Linked DNA regions of Homo sapiens: region 2 is linked to region 1. A link is a contact called in ENCODE Hi-C or POLR2A ChIA-PET data. All regions are on one chromosome and are shown on one strand. Each heading gives the region's core, a stretch centred on a gene start or an enhancer-like site at or near the end of the contact. The rest is flanking DNA. Distances are from core to core; before and after follow the strand shown. Region 1 has its middle 28 kb from the start of BCORL1. Region 2 holds the start of ZNF280C (zinc finger protein 280C).

What was found. A loop is a pair of places that touch in the nucleus more often than their neighbours do. ChIA-PET counts read pairs that join two places held with the same protein, here RNA polymerase II (POLR2A). Pooled maps may share reads with other maps.
Region 2: a loop to region 1 is called in a pooled map, with 6 times the contacts of the local background. The contact joins the promoter of ZNF280C here to the enhancer-like site in region 1. A Hi-C loop is called at or near these places in 6 of 50 pooled maps. POLR2A ChIA-PET finds 5 or more read pairs at or near these places in 2 of 52 experiments (H1 and HEK293).

What each region holds. Positions count from the first base shown.
Region 1 is chrX:129,951,247-129,958,029 of GRCh38, forward strand. No RefSeq gene overlaps it. Among named protein-coding and RNA genes, the nearest start is that of BCORL1, 28 kb to the right of the region's middle. RefSeq lists an enhancer at 1,602-2,332. Within about 2 kb of position 1,610, at least 6 of the 41 ENCODE cell types and tissues checked have a DNase peak (open chromatin) inside an H3K27ac peak, as active enhancers do.
Region 2 is chrX:130,266,399-130,272,685 of GRCh38, forward strand. ZNF280C (zinc finger protein 280C) reads right to left here and starts at 2,501. Exons shown (of 19, transcript NM_017666.5): 1 at 2,364-2,501. RefSeq lists a silencer at 2,202-2,281.

The DNA of each region.
Region 1 (6,783 bases), core at 360-2,859:
TGGGCCAGCAGTAGGGCCTGCAATTAAAGAAAAATAGTAATGTTTACAATCCAATTTGTTTTATTTTAGTTAATTAATGTATTTATTTTTGAGGAAGAGTCTCTCTATGTCGCCCAGGCTGGAGTGCAGTGGCGCAATCTTGGCTCACTGCAACCTCCACCTCCCAGGTTCAAGCGATTCTCCTGCCTCAGCCTCCTGAGTAGCTGGAATTACAGGCACCTGCCACCATGCCCGGCTGATTTTTCTATTTTTAGTAGAGACGAAATTTCACCCTATTGGCCAAGCTGGTCTCAAACTTCTGACGGCACCCGGCCCCAATTTTTGTTGTTGTTGGTGGTGGTGGTGGTTTTTTGTTTGTTTGCTTGTTTAGATGGAGTCTTGCTCTGTCACCCAGGCTGGAGTGCTGGGGCGATCTTGGCTCACTATAGCCTGTGCCTCCCAGGTTCAAGCAATTCTCCTGCCTCAGCCTCCCGACTAACTGGGACTGCAGGTGTGTGTCACCACGCCTGGCTAATTTTTGTATTTTTAGTAGAATCGGAGTTTTGCCAGGCTGGTCTTGAACTCCTGACCTAAGGTGATCCACTCGCCTCGGCCTCCCAAAGTGTTGGGATTACAGGCGTGAGCCACTGCACCCAGCCCCCAGTTTGTTTTAAAACAACAGATTTACCTTTATAATTAAGAACCAGTTCAGGTTCCTGTTAGAAGCGGCCAGCCTTTGTTCCAGTCTTTCTCCCCTGAATAATCCTTCCACCTGCCCCTACGGCCCTTGGGTTCCAGAGCTCTCAGCCTTCAAGGCCTGCCCAAATCCTACTTTCTCCAAGAAGTCTTCTAGTTCCTGTCATTTCTCCTTTCTCCATACTCCCTCTGGCATTTTGCTAGCACAGGGCACAGACCCTTCCACTGTCAGCCTTTTCTGTCTGTCCGTGACCTCCTCTCCCTCTAGAGTAAAAGCTTCCAGAAGGCAGCTCAGCCGTTTGGCCCATCTCAGCAGCTTCTTGGACCTAGTACAGTGGACTCCTCCGCCAGCCTCATTTGTTGTTGCCCAGTGAAACGGACAGAGTGGAATGGGGCCTACCCAGGGCCCCAACTCCCAGAAGGCTTGGAGTGGGGGACTGTAGGGTCCTGGAGATTCCAGATTCCAGAGGCCCTGGGGAAGCCCCCTGTGGATAACAGGGAATTGCTTGTATTTTGCAAGCTAAAAAGGGGTATTAACCAGGCCCAATTACAGCCCCACTGGTCGTTTCAGGAGTGGGGAAGCGTCAAAACTAGCTGCCTGGGCAGAGTGAGATAGCGAGAATAAAGGGCTCCTTCTGCCGGAGGACGGGCTCTCTGGCCCCCATTCGGTCACTGGGTCCCCCAAGTGTGAGGCCAGAGAGTTGAGACTGGGGAAAATAAGGAAAGGGAAGAGGAGAGCCGGGCCGCCCTCCCCTCCTCCCTCCCGCTCTCCTTTCTCTCGCGGTCCACGCTGGCCTCCCTCTTGGGCTCTTTGTCTGTCGGTCTGTCCGTCGGCTTTCTCTCGCGCTGCCTCTCTGCGCGCTCGCTCACTCGCTCGCTCTCTCTCTCTCTCTCTCTCTCTCTCTCTCTCTCTCTCTCTCTCTCTCTCTCTCTGCCTCTTCGGCTCACGTGACCGCTTGCTCTCAACGGCTCCGATCACCTCTTCCTGAGGCAGCACCTTTCGGTTGGTAACAGGAGACACTCGCTTGTTGGGGGCAGGATGGGTTTCCTTCCTCCGCTTTTTCCTCCTGGCCTTCTCGGGCAGTTCCAGCCGCTTCTCTCTGGCGCAGCCTCTGGCCCTCCACCCCTCCAGCCTCTCCCAGCCCCCATAGTGCTCGTTTACTCTCCCCTTCCCCTCCGCACCACCCCCCCACGCCCACCGGGGCCTCCCTCCTCCCCGGCAGCCAGCCCACTTTGGGGAGGGGGCTTCGGCGCAGGGGACAGACAAAAGGGCCTGGACGGACCCGGGGGCACCCCTCTGCAGCTCCCCACAACCACGTGGCCCCTCCCTCCTCGGGCAGCCGGCAGCTTCCCCCTCCCCTGCCCAGCCGGAGGTCTGGGGAGTTCGGGCCCCGAAGCATCCTTCCGGGCCTCGCTGGCGCCAATCGCTCCGCCGCGGGTGCTGAGCCTCCGGGTGCTTCGAATACCAAGGAATGCACCGGGCATGGGTGGGGGACATGCTCCGGGGGCGGAGGCAGCTTTTTCGGTTCCCAGGCTGGAGAACGGCCAGCCAAAGGGAGGAGACTCGGCCCCCGCCGTCGGAAGGTTCCCGGTACAGTGGGGTTGACAAGATCTCCAACCTCAGGGAGCTCCAGGTCTGATAGGAGAGACCCAGTCTCTCTCCCTTTAGCAGTTCAAACTCAACAGTAAGGATGAATCCAAAAGTGGGATGAAGGTGCCCTGCAAAAGCAGAGCTGGCCTATGTATTCGTGAACTTCTGGCTGAACCAGATTGTTTTTGGGCCATGTTGTCCAGCACTTAGCGAGCTGCCCTTCCCATCCTACCAACTCCTGCCACCAAAAGTTGGAATGGAAAGTGAGCTCCTTCCCATTCCATACCGTGGTAAAATTTAAACAAGGCCATTGAAGATGAAGGTTATCCAGTAAATCAGCCAAAACATTCACAAAACATTCTCAAAGCAGCCTCTGTAAATGCACTCTTAGCTAGGGTCTAGAGCCATGGCACTAGCCTGGCCCTAGATACCATGTGTATGCATTTTAGAGTCTTCGGAGGTACTGTTCCCCTGAGTCTCCCCCTCGCCACCCGCTGACCACTTAATACCATTTTAGTCAACAAGGCTAAGTCCCCTCAGGGGATATGCCTGTGGCCAGAGCCACACTTGGTGCACTTTAGGCATAGCCCTGGCCAATCCCAGAACAAAAGACCCAAATGCTGGGAGGGGAGGGGTGACAGAAAGAATTCCATCTCTCCAGTATCTTAGGGAGGGATTTGAGCCGAGAAGGGCCTCAGGCTTGACAGGGACCAGCAGAATAGCACTTGCCTGCAACCAAACCTAGTAAGAATGGCCACCACAACTACTATTTATTGAACCCTCACAAACTGCCAAGTACATAGCACACTAATCCCAATAACAGTCTTATATGGTAGGTACTATTATTATCCCCGTTCAACAGATAAGGCAACTATGGTTCAGAGAAGGTAACTTGAAGAGGTCACACAGCTGGTTAGTGGCAGAGCTGGGTTTGGAATCCAGGTCTGGCCAATGCCCAAGTCCAGCTCTCTAATCACTATACTACCCAACCTCTTTCCCACAAAGAGTGATTCTAAAACTCTCCCAGAAGCAACAGAGACAACTGGGTCAGGGCATGGTCTTGCTGGAAACTGGCTATTTGCCAAAATGTAGAGAGGTCAACAGGCGCCCAAAGTCACCCTGCTGGCTTTGTAAATGCCACAGAGACTCCCACATAAAAGTCCAGACTCCTAGATTCCTAACCTAGAATGCAAAGGAGACATCCTATCTGCCCATCCCCACAGACATCATCCCACTTCCGGTTTCTGTCTTCTGGGTAGCAGTGAGGTTTTCAGGATGCCAGGCTAAGGGTGAGCTTCTTGGAGGCAGTGTTGTGGGGATGGGCTTGATAATGGACCCCCGCTGCCCTACCCCCAGTCCTCCCTGGAGGGAGGACAAATAGGCCCATTGATTTGAAACTCTCCCAGAGGGCATTAGAGTAATGACTCTGGACTGTGTGATGCCTACACCCGCTTTGACCTGCTGACTGACCCCTGCCCTGGGAGGTTCCAAAGGCCACAAATCTCAGTTGCTTGTGGGCCATGTGGTTTGTGGCTGTTTGTAGTATTGGAGGGGAGGGGGAAATGAGGGGGGTAAGATACACTGCTTCTCACTGTGCTGGGCTTCCCAAGAGAACTAGCAAGGGGTGGACAGGGCCCCTTCTAAACACTGCCAAGACACACTGCAACTACTGATACGGGCTCCATCATTTATTTTTGAAAGCAGGAGGGCTCCTGGCTCATTTGCATAAATGTTTGCACTGCCTGCTATATTTTGATTTGGAAGAAGGGCACCAGGGCACAGAATATACATAACAGATTTGTAACTGGGCAGCTTGATCCTGTCCCTGGCCAGGCGAGCCAAAGATGGCCCCTCACCCTTTGTGTCTATTTTTGAAAGCCCCTCTTAAGTGCAAAGCCCAGCACCAAGGATGGGTGGCAATAGAAAGACCTCGCCCTGAATGGGGTGCTTCTAAGCCAGGTGTGTAGGTGGATGGGTAGATAAGGCAGCACTTGACTTGAAAAAGGGATGAACGGGCATGGTGGCTCACACCTGTAATCCCAGCACTTTGGGAGACCTGAGGCATGAGGATCACTTGAGCCTAGGAGCTTGAGACCAGCCTGGGCAACAGAGAGAACTTGTCTCTACAAAAAACATGTTTTTGAGAATTAGCTGGACATGGTGGCGCGCACCTATGGTCCCAGCTACTTATGAGGTTGAGGTGGAGGGATCGCTTGAGCCCAGGAGGTCAAGGCTGCAGTAAGCCATGATCGCTCCAATGCACTGTAGCCTGAGCAACAGAGCAAGAGACCCTGTGGAAAGAAAGAAAGAAAAAGACAAGAAAGGAAAGACAAGAAAGAAAAAAAGGAAAAGAAAGAAAGAAAGAGAGGAGGAAGGAAGGAAAGAAGGAAGGAAGGAGAAAAGAAAATGGCTGGAAGTCTGGATTCCTAATTTCTATCATTCAACAAAGAAACATTTATTGTCTTCTATGTGCCGGGCACTTTAGTAGACACTGAGGTGAGATGATAAATATTGAGACCCTATCTCCATCATTGAGGTACTCCTAATCTAGCACAGGTGATGAAAACACAGTCAAATAGCCCTAGGGCAGTGTGCCATCAGAGAGAATAATGGAGGCTTGCTAAAGTAGCACTCAGCTAGTGGGGTGGGGGTCTGAAGAGACTTGGTGAGGGACACGGTTGCTTAATTGAGTCTTAAGCATCAACCCTGCTCCCATTCCCAAGCTGTGTTTTGTTACCATTTTTTTTAGATAGGGTCTTGCTATGTTGGCCAGGGCAGTCTCGAACTCCTAGCCTCAAGCAATCCTCTCGCCTCCGCCTGCCAGTGTTGTGATGACAGGCGTGAGCCACCGCGCCTGGCCTCAAACTGTTTTAAACCTCTATTCCTAACTCCCTGTGTGAGCTCAGCAAAATATTGGGCTCTCTGGGCAGCCTCGGTTTCTTTCATCTTCAGAATGGGGGCAGTAATCTCTGAAGTGGGCCCGAGTGTGCTGTGTGCTCTATCTCCCATCTCGCCTGGTCCTATGTCTAACATCAACCCCCATGCGAGGGCATAAGACCAATTTCCTTAAGATACAACGCAAACATGTGGCAGAGCTGAAGAGTACGGAATAATGAGAGATGGAAGGAGTGGAAGCGAGATGGGGTTTCGCGCAAGGGGTGTGGCCCCAAAGGAAGGTGCGGGAAAAGGTAGGGGTTAAACCTCTATTCGGATTTAACCACCTTCCTGGATTTAACCATCTTTCCAAAGCTTCTCCTCTCTAACGTTGAAGCGGGAGCTAAGTAGCAGCAATGGGTTCCCTCCCCACCTCCCCCCCACCCCCGCAACCTTATGCAGCCGATCTTAAGGACCAGGTACTGAGGAATGGGCTGTCCTTTCCGACCTGCACCCCTCAACGATTGGGATCGCTTTAGTTTCTCCCTGGAGTCGAGCATTTGCCTGCACTTAAAAAAAAAAATCCCAAACCTGGACCCCCTTTGGGGAGGGGGTTAACAGTTTCCTTAAGTTTTCTCTAGTCTGAGTAAAGAAGGACTTCCTTCTACTCGTCCTCAACTATCCCCTGGGGCTTCAGCGGGGCGCGAGAGCTCGGGTCTGGGCCGGGGGCCGAGCAGGCTGCGCTGCCCCTCCAGGATTTCCTGCACTCGACGCGGCGAGGCCGGCTCGAACTTCGGCCTCCGACGAAGGCAACTCCGCTTCCCTTTAAAATGCAGCAACTCCCGGCCCCCGCCCCCGCCCCTCGGGCCGCCTCCTCCCCCTCCCCCTCCGCCCCTGCCCAGGCCCCGGCTCCTCCCCGAGCCCTCGGCGTGGGGGCCTCCTTGCCACCTGCCCGCTGCCCATCCCACATGCAAAGCGTGACCGCCGGGGAAGGAAGCCGAGCGCGCGCGCCCACACCGGCCCTGCGCCGCGGCGACAGCGAGCAGCTCGCCTACTCCGTCCGTCTGCGCTTACCCAGCATGCACTTCCAGGCCCTGAGCTATCTCGGAGCCGCAGCCCCGGGGTCAGAGCGGCCGGAAGAAACAGGAAGTTTGGGACGGTCCTAGTCGTGGGGCCGGGAGTCCTAAAAGACAGGCCCTGAACTCCGTGCTGCCTCTCCCTTCCCCCGCTCCCTCCCTCTGGCGGACTTCCCTGGGGTCCGTTTCGGGGGCTGGCCTGAACTCCGAAAATCCAGATGTGTTTGGGGGTCATTCAAGGCACACTCCCAGGGTTCCCTTCGCGGTAGCATCTCCTGGCTTTATGGATCGAGGGGTGGGAGGAGGAGGGAGTGCTCCCGCCCTGGTGGGGTGGTAGTCCCCGAGGGGGCGTTGTCTTCTGCCCGCCGAGAGGGGGAAGGACGCTAGATTGGGGTGGAGGTTGGGGGGCTGGAGATTTGTCTCCCACGGCCAATTCCTGGGCGGATAGGGCAGTGGTTAGAACCTATGGCGGAGTCCGGACTTACTGGCTCTCCTTCCCACTGCCAGTTAGCTTTGCTCTAATCTGCCCTCCACATTGACTTAGGCTGCCCCATTACCCTCAGCACT
Region 2 (6,287 bases), core at 1,251-3,750, 320 kb after region 1:
TGGGAGGAATAAGTTTTAGTTATCTATTGCACTACAAGGTGACCACAGCTAATACTAATAATGTATTGTATATTTCAAAATTGCTAAAATAATTTCTAACATTCTCATAACAAAATGATAAATTGGTAAGGTGATGGCTATGTTAGCCTCTTTCAATAATGTATACATATCAAAACATCACATTGTACCCCATAAATACGCACAATTATCATTTGCCAATAAAAAGTTAAAAAGGAAACAAAAAAATGAAAAAAAAAACTCCTTAAAAGAAAACTACTTTGCAGCAAATGAATAAAGTCTAGACGAATACTCTACTTTCAGGAGTCATTTCTACAGTTCATTACTAGTGATGTTTCTCTGAATGTACAGAGCACTGGGAAAAAAAGTCTAGACGTATATATTTGATTCAAATTACTGAGGAAGGCTGGGCATGGAGGCTCACTCCTGTAATCCCAGCACTTTGGGAGGCCGAGGTGGGTGGATCACGAGGTCAGGCGTTCCAGACCAGCCTGGCCAACATAGTGAAACCCCATCTCTACTAAAATTACAAAAATTAGCCGGGCGTGGTGGCAAGGGCCTGTAACCCCAGCTGCTTAGGAGGCTGAGGTAGCAGAATCGGTTGAACCCGGGAGGCAGAGGTTGCAGTGAGCTGAGATCGCGCCACTGCACTCCAGCCCGGGCGACATTGCGAGACTCCGTCTCAAAAAAAAAAAAAAAAAATTACTGAGGAAATCAAATCTTTTTGAATCACTACTTAAGACAAACTCACTGAAAACCAAGTAGCTGAGATTTGGAGTTATTCAACCTAAGAACTTTTTCAATAGGATATTCTTCAACTCTTCAACATGCTTAGAAATAATATTAAAGTATGAAAAAGTCGAAAAAAAATGAAGCCTTAAAAATAAAAATATAAAGGAAAAAGGAATTGAATAATACTTCTTAAAACTTTTAAGTGAGCCTCCTTGCTTATTCTCCGTGACCACCTCACTCTCACAAAAAGTGAGACATAATATACCAAATTGAACATTGGATGAGGGTCAGAAAGCCTAGGTTTAAGAATTGGTTCCATCACTTCCTAGGCACATGACCTCGGTAAAGTTCTGTCCTTGAGGCTGTTTCCTCATCTTCAAACAGTTCTAACGACACCCTACAGCCCATCTCAAAAGGGGTGCTACCAATGAAATATACAAATGCAAGATACGATTATAATGGAATCTGTACTGCTGTAGAAACATCAAAGGTACACAGCCCTAATTTTACAAGCAAATCAGTGCCTTTGTAGGCTCAGTGAAGTTTCTGCGTAAGGAGATTAAGTTTGCACAGTAACCCCCAAACCAGGACACCTCACAAATACTAAGAGGAGACTTTTGCAGTTTAAAACTCTACTTCTAGGTTTCTATTTTATGTTTAGGGGCACTAAAAGACATTACAACTCATAGTCCAAACCTGAAAACAATAGTAAAAAAAATTTAAGGTCGCAGATTTAAAAAACTCCACAAAACTAACAAATCTTTCCAAACAAAGAGAATCCCCTGGATGAAGGTCTCCCGTGCTTGCAGAAGCTGGTTCACTTGACAATTTCCTCTCGAATTTCTCCTTAAAAAAGCATTAAAACCTGAGAGAAGTTGAAAGGAACTCCCTCCATCTCTAGAGCAGGAGTATACCTCAGCATAATTTTTTCCATCTCTTTAAGTAAAACCTGCAAACCTCCTAGTTAGAATATAGTGTATTTAACTCCACGTTTCTCCTCAGGGCTCTTATCCTCTAGACAATAACGGAATAGAGCACGATTTCTGTGACAGAGAAGGGAAGTCCCTTTGGCCAGAACAAGGTTGTGGGCATGGAATGACCGGTCCTGTGTGGGGGGAACCTGCGCAGAAAGAAGGGGTCACAGGGTCTCTGATGCCTGAAAGTTCGGAATCCCCTCAAGTCTCTTTTCGTTTGATTGAAGAGACTTGAGGGTGGGCGGGTCTCCGTCAAACATCAGTATCAACCGTACAAAAGACGAAAGGGAGTTGCCTCCAGAATGAAAAGCCCAAACCGGGTTGGAAACAGACCGACAGGACTCAGGAGGTGAGAAGGCTGCCGCAGCTGCCGCGGCCCGCGAAACCACTGCCCGCCGCGGGCCGCCAGGCTCTACCTCCAGAAAACCCTCCCCCTTCAGGGCCCGGCGCAAGATGGTGGCCCACCAGCTACCACGCCGCCAAGCCTGTCCCCTCCCCCGCACCCCCGTCGATCCGCACCGGCATAGAGACCCTCAGCCAGCCGCCCTCAGAACCGCCCTCTGGGGAAGGCTGCCTCGGCCGCGCGGGAGAGCTGCTGCCTCCTTCCGCGCGGCACAGGCGGGGGCGGGGGCCGCTTACCGAGAGCAGAGCAGATCGGTCTGACTGGGGTTCGGATAAGGAGGAGGAGAAAGAGGAGGAGGAAAGGGAGGAGCGCGAAAAACCTCAGGCGACAGCCTCAGCAACAGCGACTCCCCCGGAGACTTCCAGCGCGGAACCGGCGTCTCAGCCGGGGGCAGAAGTATATAACTGCACGCGCTGCCTCATGGGTAGACGCCGACTCCACCCCCTGAACATCCGGGGCCTTTTAACCGCCCACGGACGGACGGCTGGTACTTACATGTGCACATGTGCAGCTACTTTACTTACCGTCGAAGGCAGCGGAGGAAGTGTAATTGACTAGCGTGGATGCAGCTTTTCTAAGCAAACGCTCGATTTAACCTGGAGTTGTCATCCCAAAAAATACATTGTACCTGACTACAGAGAAACATGAATTCTGGGTCTTCCTTGTGTGTGAGGGCTAAAGACACGAGTTAAAAATATAAATATATTGTTTTCTGGAAATACTGTACTTGAAACACGTCTCAAAATACTAGTTATTTTTACCTTTTGTTTTAAACATATGGTTTTGCTTGTCTCTCTGTTACTTCTAATTGCCATATGGATGCCTATAGTAGGTACAAAAAATGCTAAGGAAAAATACATTTACTCTTACACACAAGGAAGACCCAGAATTCATGTTTCTCTGTAGTCAGGTACAATGTATTTTGTGGGATGACAACTCCAGGTTAAATCGAGCGTTTGCTTAGAAAAGCTGCATCCACGCTAGTCAATTACACTTCCTCCGCTGCCTTCGACGGTAAGTAAAGTAGCTGCACTTGTGCACATGTAAGTACCAGCCGTCCGTCCGTGGGCTGGCCGCGGTGGCTCACACTTCTAATTCCAGCACTTTGGGAGGCTGAGGTGGGTGGATCACCTGGGGTGAGGAGTTTGAGACCACTTCCCTTTCCTCCTCGCCTTTCTCCTCCTCCTTCTCTGAACCCCAGTCAGCCTGACCAACATAGTGAAACCCCATCTTTACTAAAAATACAAAATTAGCAGGGTGTGGTGGCACATGCCTGTAATCCCAGCTACTTGGGAGGCTGAGGCGGGAGAATCACTGGAACTTGTAAATACATTTACAAGAAAAACACTTGCCAAAATACTGCTTACAGAAACATTTTCTAGACATTGTGCTTTGAACTGTAAAAGTTTCTTCTCCCAAATTTCTCCACAAGGTTTATAGCAGTACTGGTTCATCTCTCTTTTTCTTTTTTGAGACGGAGTTTCGCTCTTGTTGCCCAGGCAGGAGTCCAATGGCGTGATCTTGGCTCACCGCAACCTCCGCTTCCCGGGTTCAAGTGACTCTCCTGCCTCAGCCTCCCGAGTAGCTGGGATTACAGGCATGCGCCACCACACCCGACTAATTTTGTATTTTTAGTAGAGACGGGGTTTCTCCATGTTGGTCAGGCTGGTCTCGAACTCCCCACCTCAGGTGATCTGCCTGCCTCGGCCTCCCAAAGTGCTGGGATTACAAGCGTGAGCCACCACGCCTGGCCCAATTCATCTCTTAAGAGTTGCCCAGACTGAAAATATCGTGTGGCTTACATAACACACACGTAAATCCTGTCACTGAATCCTACCATTTTTTTTATTTGAGCTAGTTTTTTCTTTCTTATTTATACAGCTATTTGCTTCTGACCCTGAAAATAAGCTTTACAGGAAAAGACAGAGAATAATCAAAATAAAACAGTGAAAAGTCCCAAAATCTTGGAGCATGCATAGTTGGTCCCTGCTTCCGGTCAGGGTGATAAGAAAGTCCGGGCACCTTTTCCTTTGATGCCAGCAGGAAATTTAAAACTAGCAAATCTACAGCCGCATGACTCTGCTTTTGGCTGTAGTGGGAAATTTAAAACTTGTGATTCTCCAGCCTGCCTCCTTCTTTGGCATTGGTGGGAAATTTAAAACTGGCAACAAAAATTGGTGCAGTTGAGAAATTTAAAACTTGCAAATCTACAGCCTGTGCGGCATTTTCACCAGCCCCACTTCCTAGATGCTATAAAGGCCCATCCAACTTCCTCTGCCTCTGAAACCAGCCCAGACCTGTTTGCAGCACCCAGCCCTCCCTCACTTACCCCCACTAGTCCCCAGGGTAATAAAATTTCTCTCAAATTCTCTTGTCATATCTAGTGTCACGAGTGTCCACATCCAACCTAAAATTACGAGGAGGAATGGTCAAACTGCCTCAGCAGGATGACCAGAAAACACTTATACACCCAAATTTCAATCTAACTTATTCTTTTTTTCGTGAAAAATACAGCCAAGAAGACCAGCGGGCTCTGGTCAGTTGACTGTTTGCAGACTCTGGTCAGCAAATTTTCTATCAAGATGAAAATTTGAGAAACTAAATAATAACAATAATTAAAAGGATGTCTGGTGAGAATGGAATTAACACATGGGAAATTGTTTGGGTGATTTTTAACTGTTCTTAAAACTCTTCCCCAGGCTTCTAGAAAACCACTCTATATTGGTTCTCTTGACTGGCTGGCCGTACGTTCTTTTTTATTTTTCAGCACTTCCAGTAAATGAGGGCTTACTCCTGTATAGGTTTTTCTGACAATTTTAAAAATTGAGACAAATTTACATGAAAAAAATCTACCATTTTGAAGTGTACAATAGAGTGATTTCTTATATATATTTACAGTATTGTGCAACCATCACTGCTATCTAATTCCAGAACATTTTCATTACCTCCCACCAAAAAACCTGCAAACCTATTAGTAGCCACTCCTAATTTCCTCCTATTTGTATCCTCTCACCAATCATTAATTAACGTTTTTTATCTATGGATTTGCCTATTCTGGATATCACATATAAATGTAATCATACAGTATGTAGTTTTTCATGTCTAGCTTCTTTCATTCACTATAATGTTTCTGAAGTAGGTTCATCCATGTTGTAGCACATATCAATTCGTTCTTTTCTCTCTTTCTCCCTCCCTCCCTCCCTCCCTCCCTCCCTCCCTCCCTCCCTTCCTTCCTTCCTTCCTTCCTTCCTTCCTTTCCAGATGGCCTCTGGCTCTGGCTCTTAGGCTGGAGTGCAGTGGGGCGATTTCCAGTCACGGCAACCTCCACCTCCCAGGTTCAAGCAATTCTCCTGCCTCAGCCTCCTGAGTTGCTGAGATTACAGGGTCCTGCAACCATGCCAAGCTAATTTTTGTATTTTTAGTAGAGTTGGGGCTTCATCATGTTGGCCAGGCTGGTCTTGAACTCCTGACCTCAAGTGATCCACCCGCCTCAACCTTCCAAAATGTTGGGATTACAGGCTTGAGCCACTGCACCCGGGCCACTTCATTTCTTTCTATTATTGCATGATATTTCATTGTACAAACATATCACTTTCTGTTTATCCATTCTTCAGTTGATGGACGTTTGGGTTGTTTCTGCTTTTGGGCTGTTATAAATAATGTAGCCATGAATATCAGTGTATTAGTCTGTTCTCACACTGCTCTTAAGATATTACCTGAGATTGGGTGATTTATACACAAAGGAGATTTAATTGACTCACAGTTCCGCATGGCTGGGAAAGCCTCATGAAACTTATACCATGAAGGAAGAGAAAGCAGGCACCCTCTTTACAAGGTGGCAGGAGAGAGAAAGAGTGTGTGTAGGAGGAAATGTCAAACACTTATAAAACCATCAGATCTTGTGAGAACTCACTCATTATCATGAGAACAGCATGGGAGAAACTGCCCCTATGATCTAATCACCTCCCACCAGGTCTCTCCCTCAAAACCTGGGGATTACAATTCAAGATGAGATTTGGGTGGGGACACGAAGTCTAACCATATCAACTGGTGTACAAGAATTTTTTTTTTTTTTTGAGATGGAGTTTCACTCTTCTTGCCCAGGCTGGAGTGCAGTGGCATGATCTTGGCTGACTGCAACCTCTGCCTCCTGAGTTCAA